2 separate regions of the Homo sapiens genome follow, and region 1 is linked to region 2. The links are chromatin contacts, found by Hi-C or POLR2A ChIA-PET in ENCODE. All regions are on one chromosome and are shown on one strand. Each heading gives the region's core, a stretch centred on a gene start or an enhancer-like site at or near the end of the contact. The rest is flanking DNA. Distances are from core to core; before and after follow the strand shown.

Region 1 (5,533 bases), core at 1,319-3,818, 750 kb after region 2:
AGACTCAGCCTCAGAATATCTTGACATGGAATCTCCTTTCTCACTGGGAAGAACACTTTCTTTTTAAAGAAACATTTTAAATAAATGCTTTTCTAAGAGGTGACAGTTAAGTCTTATCTGTTTGGCTGACCTTATGTTCTCATGAGTGATGACTTCTGAAAATACCAATCACTGCTAATTGATTACATCCATCAAGGGAGTAATTGTGTTCTTCTCATCTAAAGCTGTTGTTGAGATGAAGAAACTCACTTGGAGTAAGACAGAATGATGGCCACCGAGGAGCTTGCCTCATTTGCTGTGCTACGTTTGTACTTAGATTGTCTCTTTAGTCTCCATGGAAGGGAGGTGTTCTTACCCTGACTTTGTAGGTGAGAAACTGATTCTCAGGGTTAGTTCTGTGACCTGTGTGATACTGGAACAAGGATTTGAGGTGGTGCCTGGCTATCTGTGAGCCAGGCCTGACTACTCTGTTATACTGCTTTTCTTGCAATTCCAAGCATGCCAGGAAACTCAATCCCATTGAACACCAGGAGAATATGGCATTGAGTCCTGAAGAGCTATATGCTAACAAAGTTATTTGTCACCACTCGTGAGTTTTGTTGTTTAAGAAGAGGGAAGGAGTAGATTCACCCACTGCCTGCGTGAGGAGCATGGTTGTTTGTTGTGAAATGGGTCACTGTCTGTTATAGCTGATGAGATCATTATGACTTTCAGACATGTCAAGGATAAGAACATCATAGAACTGGTTCATCAGGTTTCCATGGGCATGAAGTACTTGGAGGAGAGCAATTTTGTGCACAGAGATCTGGCTGCAAGAAATGTGTTGCTAGTTACCCAACATTACGCCAAGATCAGTGATTTCGGACTTTCCAAAGCACTGCGTGCTGATGAAAACTACTACAAGGTAAGTACAACTTAGCTAATATTCAGAGCAGCAGGTGGTAAAAAATGCAAGATAAATGTACGTTTTCTTTATTTTATTATTGGTATGGTTTCAAAAAGCAGTTTTGCTACTGAAAAATAACTATGTAAGATATGTTCTTATAATCTTTGATTTTACTGTTTAAAAAATAAAAATAATATCACACCTTGAGATTTACTCAAAGTAGTATATTCTAAATTATGTTTCATGGAATGATCAGGAATCGAGGTATTAAGTGAAGATTTGTTTTGAAAAAAGAAGAATGGGATTCCTTCATTAAGTTAATTTGAAAAGTTTGCATTGGACAGCTTGATTCTTGCAGGATTTCCCCGAAGCCCTTTTCATGCTACTTAACATTACGAATCTCAGTAGAGGGTTTACTGCACTGCATTTCTCAAACCAGATTCATCCATGGCATCCTTTTCTGATAGGACATTTCATAACATGTGGTGGAACACTGTCCCACAGCATGGAGCTATTGGAGCTTGGAGCTCCAGTACTGCAGTTCAGAGCTCCAATATTGCAGCTTGGAGCTATTCCAAAATAACTTTCTAATGAACACCTACCTATACATGCAAAAGTTAGAAAGTGAAGATTTACCAAATAAACTCGTCATCTGTGTATGTCCACTACATATGTAGAAATTGTTCTATTGGCTTAACTGGTATCCAGAAGAGTTGAAGTGTCAAAAAATAGATGCAGTGCTGGAAAGAAGAGATCTAGATAGTTATGTGACTGAAGCTAAAAGAAATATGCCCCTTGGTTTGGTGAGGCAGAGATTATCAAGAATTAAGGGTGGACTTCCAGCAAAACATAAAGTAGAAACTAGTTCTGGGTGCAGGTTTGGACTTCCTAAAAAATAATTTCACAGTGACCAATCCCCTTGCTAATATAACTTGACCCCTCTCTGAACCCTCAAATGAACCAATAACAACTAAAAGAAGAAAAGATAAGAAAGCTCTATCTTCATATTAACTCATCTGTGGTGTATACCTAGGGTCTATGTTAACCAACTGGAAAACGTGATGGCACCAATCCCACTGAGTCAAAGAGGGTGCCGAAGGCAGGTTAACAACCCTGCTAGTCTCTGGTGAAGTCCACATGCTCAGAAATAGATGGCAGACCTTCAAAATCTACCTAGTGGGTGGCAGATAGGATCCTGTGTTTCATGCCCTGCAGTGGTCAGAGACCCCACCCTGAGTGACAATACCCACCCACTCACCTTTCCCTAAGAGGCAGTCCATGGACTGGTAGGTGATGGGGAATGGTGGACCTCGGCCAGCAAAGGGACTGCATGAAGGGTAAGCCACAAGAGCCAAGCTCCCAGGCAGGCAGGCAGACTCCACCATCTTGAGCACAAAGGCCAGGCGAGAGTACAGCAGGGGTCAGGCTGGCCCTCCTCACCCCATTCTTCATACAGTAGCTTCCCAGAAGGAAGCCCCTTCAGAGGTGAACCACTGTGAGAAAGGCATCAGCATGGGCCTGGATAGAAATAGCAGGGAAACAGAGCAAGGAAGACAGCAGCCTAGGATGACCAGCATGGGACATGCTGGAGAAAGAAGCCTGTTGTAATGCTGGATGTACCTCATCATGATCATTACAGAAAAGAAGACAGCCTGTCTGAAACAAGGACACAGAGGAGATAGAGAAAATGAAACATGAATGCTGGGCACCTTATCCACTGCTGTATAACAAATCACCCCAAACTTACTGCCAAAAACACCACCAGGTGTTGGTTTCCCTGCCGTCCTGCTGTGTGGGCAGGGCCAGGTAGGCAGGGTTCAGTGCGTCTGCTCACACAGGGGATTGCACAGTGGCCCGAGGGACAGGAGGACCGTTTCCACTCTGCTCACTCACACTACTCAGCCACTGAGCAGCTGGTTAGACACAGCCCATGCTGGAGACCTCTGCGGGGCTGTCAGCCAGCTCACCTGCACATGGCCTCTCCTTGGGGCCCTTGGGCTTCCCTTGGGCCCATGCTTCCCTTGGGCAGCATGGCAGCTGCGGGCTGAGAGCAGTTACCCAAGAGGCAGGAAGTGGGGGCTGCCAGGCCTATAAAACCAGGCCCAGAAACTACCTCAGGGTCACTTCCACCTGATCCTATTGGTCAGAGCAGCCAAGGCCACCAGCTTCAAAGGATGGGATAGATAGAACCACCCTTTTGAGGAGAAGTGTCAAAGAGTCAAAGAACATGGGGCCAATTCTAAAACTGCTGTAGATATTAAACAGCATACCATTAAAAAGTAAACTAAACTAAAAAGTAAACCAAAGATTGTCTTTGGACAATCAATGAAGAAAAAAAGCCACTAGGGAAATAAAAGCCATCTTGGAAGCAGCAAAAAGAGACAAAACTACCGAAAAGATAGGGTAGTGGAAGATTTCTGTATGAAAACAAAGCAAAGTGAAATGGAAAAGAATAAAAAGTGGGCCGGGCGTGGTGGCTCACGCCTGTAATCCCAGCACTTTGGGAGGCTGAGGTGGGTGGATTACCTGAGGTCAGGAGTTCGAGACCAGCCTGGCCAACATGGTGAAATCCCGTCTCTACTAAAAACACAAAAATTAGCCAGGCATGGTGGCAGGCACCTGTAATCCCAGCTACTCTGGTGGCTGAGGCAGGAGAATTGCTTGAGCCCGGGAGGTGGAGGTTGCAGTGAGCTGAGATCGTGCCACTGCACTCTAGCCTGGCCAACAGAGCAAGACTCTGTCTCAAAAAAAAAAAGGAATAAAAAGTGAAACAAGATCAAAGAAAAGTGCTAGCTGTGGAAGCAAACGAACGCTGGCACTCGGGAAACCATGCGTGACAGGGTAGATTTGTGCAGCATCACAACTGAAAAACACAGGTGTTCTTTGATCCAGCAGCTCCTTCCGAGAGCAAACACACACATCTGGTAATGTGCACTCTAGCACGGGCTGCCACGGCAAAAATCTGGAAACTGCCTGACGACTGCTCCGCAGGGTTTGGTCCAATCAGTCATAGCAGATTCACAGGAAGCTCACAATGCAACCCTTTTAAAAGTGACTTATTTGCATGTGCTGACCTAGAAATATGTCTACTATACATGGTTAGGTAGAAAAATTAAAAAGTACAGTGCTCAAAGAATATGCCCCTAGTTTTATGACCAGAAAAAAGTATACACTACCTATTTATGCATGTATCTAGGTTATTCTGAAGACAGCCTAAATTTCATTGCATTTAAGATTTGTCAAAGGTTTACTTTTTTCATCAGTTCAAAATTCAGAAGAAACCTGAAATAACACACATGGTTGTATTGTTCATGACTTGTAAGATCAAAATTTTAAAATAGCACACAAGGTGATGGAAACAGAAGTATAATCAGTTGTATCATTTGGAAGAGAAGTGCCAGGGCACCTTATGGTCTCCAGATTGATGTCCTGAATGTCTCCTTGTGATCCACTGTAGTGTCATGAAATCAGTTTTCACTGAAATCATGTCCCCCTCTCCACCCCAATGAGACCTCACACAGGTGACATCAGCAGAAGATAACCAGACTCCGCTGTGTGCCCCCTGAATCCCAAACCCAGAGAGAGGGTTTTGCTATGCAGTTTTGACCTCTGTACTATCACTTGCTTTTTAAAATTAGGAAATTAGAATGCTTAGATCATTTTTTAATGATGCTAGCAAGTAGTGCATGCTAAAATAATTGACCTGGGTGGAGAACTGATCAAGATGGACGACTAAATGCAACTAGTATATGCTCCTCCGTAGAGACGGACCAAAATAACAAGTACATATTCACACTTCCAATAGATGGTCTAAGAGAGAACACAGATGCAACCAAGGAGCGACAGGAAGCACCAAAAGCAAAGCACAGGGAAACAAGGCAGCCTGCTTGGCCAGGAATGACTGGGAGCTGGGAGAAGCTTCCAGATATGGGGAAAGCATAAATGAGAGATCCCCAGGGCTCCACATTCCAGCCAAGGACTTCTACAATCCTAGCGACAGAAGAACCCCTCGACCCACGTGGGCCTTAAGACTAACATAGGGAGCTGCCTAGGGATCACACAGAGGCATTGCTCCATAGAGGGAACTCACGCTGAGTCCCACAGGCTTCCAAGCTCTGAGTAGCTGCAGCTTGGTGCCATACTGAGAACCAAGTCCCCAAAGGACTGCATCTTGCCCTGGGACTATTGCTGATGCTGCCATCACCAGGCCAAGGACAGAGGGGAGAATGGACACCTTCACACACCCCAGGGACAGATCCCCCTGCTGCTACAGGCTGCTGTGGGGCTGAGACACAAGCAAATCACACCCCCTATAGCTGCCTGCCTACACTGCTCCCCCTGAGAATGTCCGCAGCCTCCCCAGGAGCAGGCCCATAGCCAGCGCCATTCTGAGAGCCAAGCCTCCAAAGGTCTGTGTCCTTCCTTGGGCCAGGGCTGATGCTGCCACTGCCCCGCCACATAGGGAGAAGGGAGGCCAGGCACTTTCACATGCCACAAAAACAAATACCACCACCACTGCTGAGGGCTGCTGTGGGACCAAGGCTCAAGAAGACTGCATATCCCACAGCTACCTGCCTACTCTGCACCTATTGAGAGTGGCCCTACCCTTTCTGGTGGTAGGCCTTCAGGGCAGCCACTGCTGGCAAC
Region 2 (4,923 bases), core at 1,420-3,919:
TTAAGATGCAAAATTGTTAAAGTATTGCTTTTGGATTACTAATTAACATGATAATTAGCAAACAGTTGCTTTGAATTCAGCATTATGTCTTTGCTTGGCATTTGCAACATCTCTAGTGCACATTGAAGGGTTTTTAAAATGGCTAAAGATGACTATCATGTTAGACCAATTGTATTTGGAAGGGAACCCAAGGCTTTTGCTATATATCATTTTGGTTAATATACTATGTTGAATTTAGGGAATCTAAATACAAGTTTTATTCATATAAACATTAACCAAAGTATGAGATATATATCTATATAGATACAGATAGATATTCATTCTATGAAATTTAAATGTTCTACCTAGAAAACAGTCGCTGATGAGATTTTAAGGCATGCCTAAATGGGGAAACATATTTTTATTTTAGATCCTTGATCCTTCTTCTGAGCAAACAAGGAACTTTATGTGCTTTTACTATCCACTAAATCTTCTTATTACTTCAAAAAATTTTAATTTTACTGTTTCTTCGAAACAAAATTGCTGTTATTACTATTTTTTAAACTATGATGAGCTCATTAGATGTTACAAAAAGGTTTACAAAATCTTTTCTTTCTTGTGTTACCTGTATTTCACTCATTTCTCTGGAACTCTCTACCCTCTCTTTAGGAAGGTTTTCTGGATGTTAATCTACTTTGTATCTTTCTATGTTTGAAAATGTTTCTACTTCATCCTCATTCTTGAAAGATAGTTTAAGTAGGTACAGGGTTAACAATGACGCTCTCTACTTCTGTATTTCTTGACAAACCCTGACCCTAGAATGCAATTCAAACAACAGGCTACTTGCATTGCTCTGAATCCTCCACAAAGCCCCAGGAGAGAAGCAGCTGAATTTTCCTGTCCCTGAGCCCTGAAGTTTCTGTCTAAACATGAAGCAGGTGAGCAAGCACTGAGAATTAATTACCCCTTTTGCCACATACATTATATCATTTCCTTATGATCTCCTTCTGGGTCTACGATATGAACGTCTTCCAAATTAGACCTTTCTCCAGAGTGCTGCTTAATTCCCAAATATTGTTTGGTTCATTTTCATGTGGACATATTATTATTATAATGCTTTTATAGTAAGGTGCAGGGTCAAGTTACAAGGTCAAAAAGAGCGTGAATATGTAATAAAGCTTCATGAGACGCTATATGCTGTTGGGGACCATCTCTATAGTGATGAAAAGAATGAGAGGCACTCTCCAGTTTCGCCTATTTTCCCTCCTTGCTTTTTCTCTCCCTTTCCAAGATTAGATTCTCTTGAATTTATGTATTTTAATTCTCAGTTTCTCTTCTCTAATCCTGATGCATTTTTCCCTTCTCCTGTTCAACAGATTTTTCTCTGGTTAATGCTTTCTATTCAACATACAGAATTCTAGATTGGAAGTGGTGATTTTAAGACTGAAATGATTTTATTGTCTTCTGGTATCTATTGCCACTAATGACAAATCTGCTAATTGCCAGTCCTTTGTGGGTCTTTTTTCTCTGGTAGTTTTAAAAACTTTTTTTTCTTTAATAGCCTTTTGCTTTACCCCAATATGACTAGGCTAATTTTTCTTTACCTTGTTATTCATTTCTTCCTCCAGTCTGAAAAATTCTCAGTGAGTTTTTCAAACATGAGTTTATATCTTCAACTGTTTTCTCTTTCTGTGCTGTGTAGGCAGATATTATTTAGTTTATCTTCTTATTTACTGAATATTCCCTCCCTTCCCTCCCTCCCTCCCTCCCTTCCTTTCTCTCTCTCTCTCTCTTTCTTTCTTTCTTTCTTTCTTTCTTTCTTTCTTTCTTTCTTTCTTTCTTTCTTTCCCTCAGATGGAGTCTCGCTCTGTTGCCCAGGCTGGAGTGCAGTGGTGCGATCTTGGCTCACTATAAGCTCCGCCTCCCAGATTCATGCCATTCTCCTGCATCAGCCTTCTGAGTACCTGGGACTACAGGCACCCACCACCATGCCCAGCTAATTATTTTGAATTTTTAGTAGAGATGGGGTTTCACCATGTTAGCCAGGATGGTCTCGATCTCCTGACCTCGTGATCCACCCACCTCGGCCTCCCAAAGTGCTGGGATTACAGGAGTGAGCCACCACACCTGGCCTGAATATTCTTTCTTTTAAAGAGAAAAATGATAGATAATGTTTATACTGTCTTTCAAGAGTTTTTTAAATTTCAATGACTATATTTGCCATTTCTAACATTTCTAATTGATTACTTTTTAGGTACACATGTTCCCTGTGCTTTCCTTCATAATATTTTTCAATGCAGCTATATCCCTCTTTTGTCTTTCAGAAGATATGAAAAAATTATATTACAGCTGTAATATACAGCTGTGTTGGGCTACTTTGCTAGTCTTGAGTGAATACTCTGCTGTATTTGCTGCCTGGTTAGTGTTGGTTTCTGCTGTGTGGTCAGAATTTTATTTTGCAAATGCATCTTGAAGAAGAAATTTTAGTTTTTTCTCTGTAATCACCCCAGATGTTTTAGAAGCTTCATTATTGCTCTCATCACCTTATCCCTATGGCTTCATAAAGGCCACAGTTCCTGTATGGACAGCCTGAGCTTCCTGTCCTGGAGTGACACTCAGTATATCTGAGATCAAGTTCTCGAGGTAGCAGTGGCTTGGCCAGGTCCTGGCACTATGCATGTGTCTGCTGAGCAGCCTGTGCCCTCCGCTCCCCGGGTATGGCCTGTGTCACCAGCGCTAGCTTCAGCAGCCTTATGCAGTACACCTAGTTCTCATCCTCCACACAAACAGCGTGCTTTCAGTGTGGTTGTCTCTCAGGAGTGTAAGAGATCACACCTCTGTCTCTTTCCACTTCTGAAGGCTATGAGGCTGCAGCTTGCTGTCTCAGGCCTCAAGCTTCCCTCTATGTTTCTGACCCATTTCTGATCCATGAAACTATGTGTGCCTGTTTTTACCTTATTTTTTGTGTTACCTATGATTTCTATGTGGGCGAAGGAGGTAGGATTAAATGCTTGATCTCACAGTGCCATTCTGAGAGGTTTTCAGCCTCTCTATTCTGAATGAGTTTAGCAGCCTCCCCACCCCCCAGCACACATGAAAGGAGGGGGCTCAGAGGGTCTCTTAGGTCCCCAGTGCCAAGGGTTTGGGTGTGATGAAGGACATGATTCCGGTCAGTGCCTCAATCACAAACAGGGCAGGGCAAGAGGGTGCACAAAGTTTGGTGTGACCTGTCCCCATAAATGGAGAAGCAACTCAAATCCCACATCCTGCCCCAAGGCATGAAGAGATAGGTGGGAAAGCAGCCCTTCTCCTCTCCTGGAGGAGGCTCCTCAGTGCCAGCGACAGGATGCTCTGTCCCTGGTATGGACTACTGTTCCCACTGCCCATGTACATAGTAAGCCGTGTGCTATAAAAAGCAACCCATATAAACAGTCACTGAATCGCCTGTTGAATTGGGAACATTCCTGCTGATTAACCTGAAAGCTTTTTCCAATTGAAGATTGGCATAGGGGTTGAAAATATAGAATGTATTCAGTTTTACATTGTTTAGAGTACTCTAAAAAAAATCCCTTTAAAAATGTCTTCAGGCGAGCGTTTTGGAGCACACAATAAACAGCAGATAAAAAGGACAGTATTTCCCAGGAAATCGAAGTTGACATATTTGTTTTCAGTTGCTATTTATGACATGTTGGGAATTGTTCCTCTTTATTTGTGGTTGTATAACAACCCACAATCTAGTTCTCTCACTCTGACCTAATTCCAGAGGTCTGCATGTCCTTCCCCAAGAAGGGCTGGGCTCCTCCTGTCTGACCACTACCTGGCCTTGATTAGTGTGACCTTCTTTTGTAGCTAGGCGCCAGCCATGTGGGGTTGACCCTTATTAGTGGCCATCTCAGGCCATAGAGGGCATGTATTTGTTCATTCCTCAGGACTGATTGTCTGGGAATATGAAGGTCTTTCAAAATTATGCTCCAGATGGAATAGAACCTGGACCAAGTTCTTTCTGCAGTGATAACTAGTAATGGAGTGGTAAACTGTGTGCAAATGGATGGAATCTAGCATCATGGAGGTCCTTATGCATGAACAGCTTGATAACACAGATTAGCAAACACAGAGACCACTCGTCTTATGGTCAGCAGTAAAGTGGACATTGTGCCGATGGAAGTGATCTTCTGGCTTCCATATCTGAAGGACAGATGGCTCGGCTCTGGAAACAGAAGAGCAGAGGGCATGTTTGCTGAGAGAAAACAGGCTGGCATTGCTGCGGAGTGGCCCATTCAATGCAAGGTAGATTCATGGAGAGGAGGGTATATGAGCTGGTGGCACTCTGGCACATCCAGATGATTAAACCAACAGGAAAGTTCTGGCTGGGTGCTCAGGAGTGAAATCCAGGGAAAGGCAGGGATTTGGCAGGATTCCATTAGAGAATATTCAGGAAATGAGGGAAAGAGGCTTTGGGGACCATGCAATAAGAAGACCAAAAGAGGCAGCAGGTCAAGAAAGGAGGCAGAAAGAATGGAGGAGAACCCACGAAACAGAGATCCATGGAGGCTGCGTGTGTGCCTAGTCACCAGAGGAGGAAAGGAGCAGGAGGGCTGGGGAAAGTTCTGCCCTTGTTGAGGTTTCTGTCCAATTCTGGAAGAAGAATTTCAATCAAACTGCAGAGCTGGAGGACAGATTGGGAGGAAGCTGAAATGAATGCAGATAACTACTTTAATATTTGGACAGGAAGGAGAAGCTATCAGGAGACAGGCATCAGGACGTGAAAAATGTTCACTTTAGAACTGCTTTCATGGCCTTTTAGAACAGTCCTGAGCATAATTTACACAGGAGACACCATGCACAACGGGGAAGGAGAAACCCAACATGAAGATAACATATGAAGGAGGAGAGGGAAGGGAGGCAGCCTGGCCTAACTGACACATTAGCACCCAGGATTGAGAG

The links. A loop is a pair of places that touch in the nucleus more often than their neighbours do. ChIA-PET counts read pairs that join two places held with the same protein, here RNA polymerase II (POLR2A). Pooled maps may share reads with other maps.
Region 1: a loop to region 2 is called in a map of astrocyte of the cerebellum, with 5 times the contacts of the local background. The contact joins two enhancer-like sites. A Hi-C loop is called at or near these places in 6 of 168 maps with a recorded cell type or tissue (CD14-positive monocyte, Right ventricle myocardium inferior, adrenal gland and 3 more) and 3 of 50 pooled maps. POLR2A ChIA-PET finds 5 or more read pairs at or near these places in 1 of 52 experiments (WTC11).

Annotation. Positions count from the first base shown.
Region 1 is chr9:90,878,050-90,883,582 of GRCh38, forward strand. SYK (spleen associated tyrosine kinase) reads left to right here. Exons shown (of 14, transcript NM_003177.7): 11 at 715-904. Among named protein-coding and RNA genes, the nearest start is that of SYK, 79 kb to the left of the region's middle. RefSeq lists a silencer at 2,103-2,315. Within about 2 kb of position 2,569, at least 3 of the 41 ENCODE cell types and tissues checked have a DNase peak (open chromatin) inside an H3K27ac peak, as active enhancers do.
Region 2 is chr9:90,125,447-90,130,369 of GRCh38, forward strand. No RefSeq gene overlaps it. Among named protein-coding and RNA genes, the nearest start is that of MIR4290HG, 86 kb to the left of the region's middle. Within about 2 kb of position 2,670, at least 3 of the 41 ENCODE cell types and tissues checked have a DNase peak (open chromatin) inside an H3K27ac peak, as active enhancers do.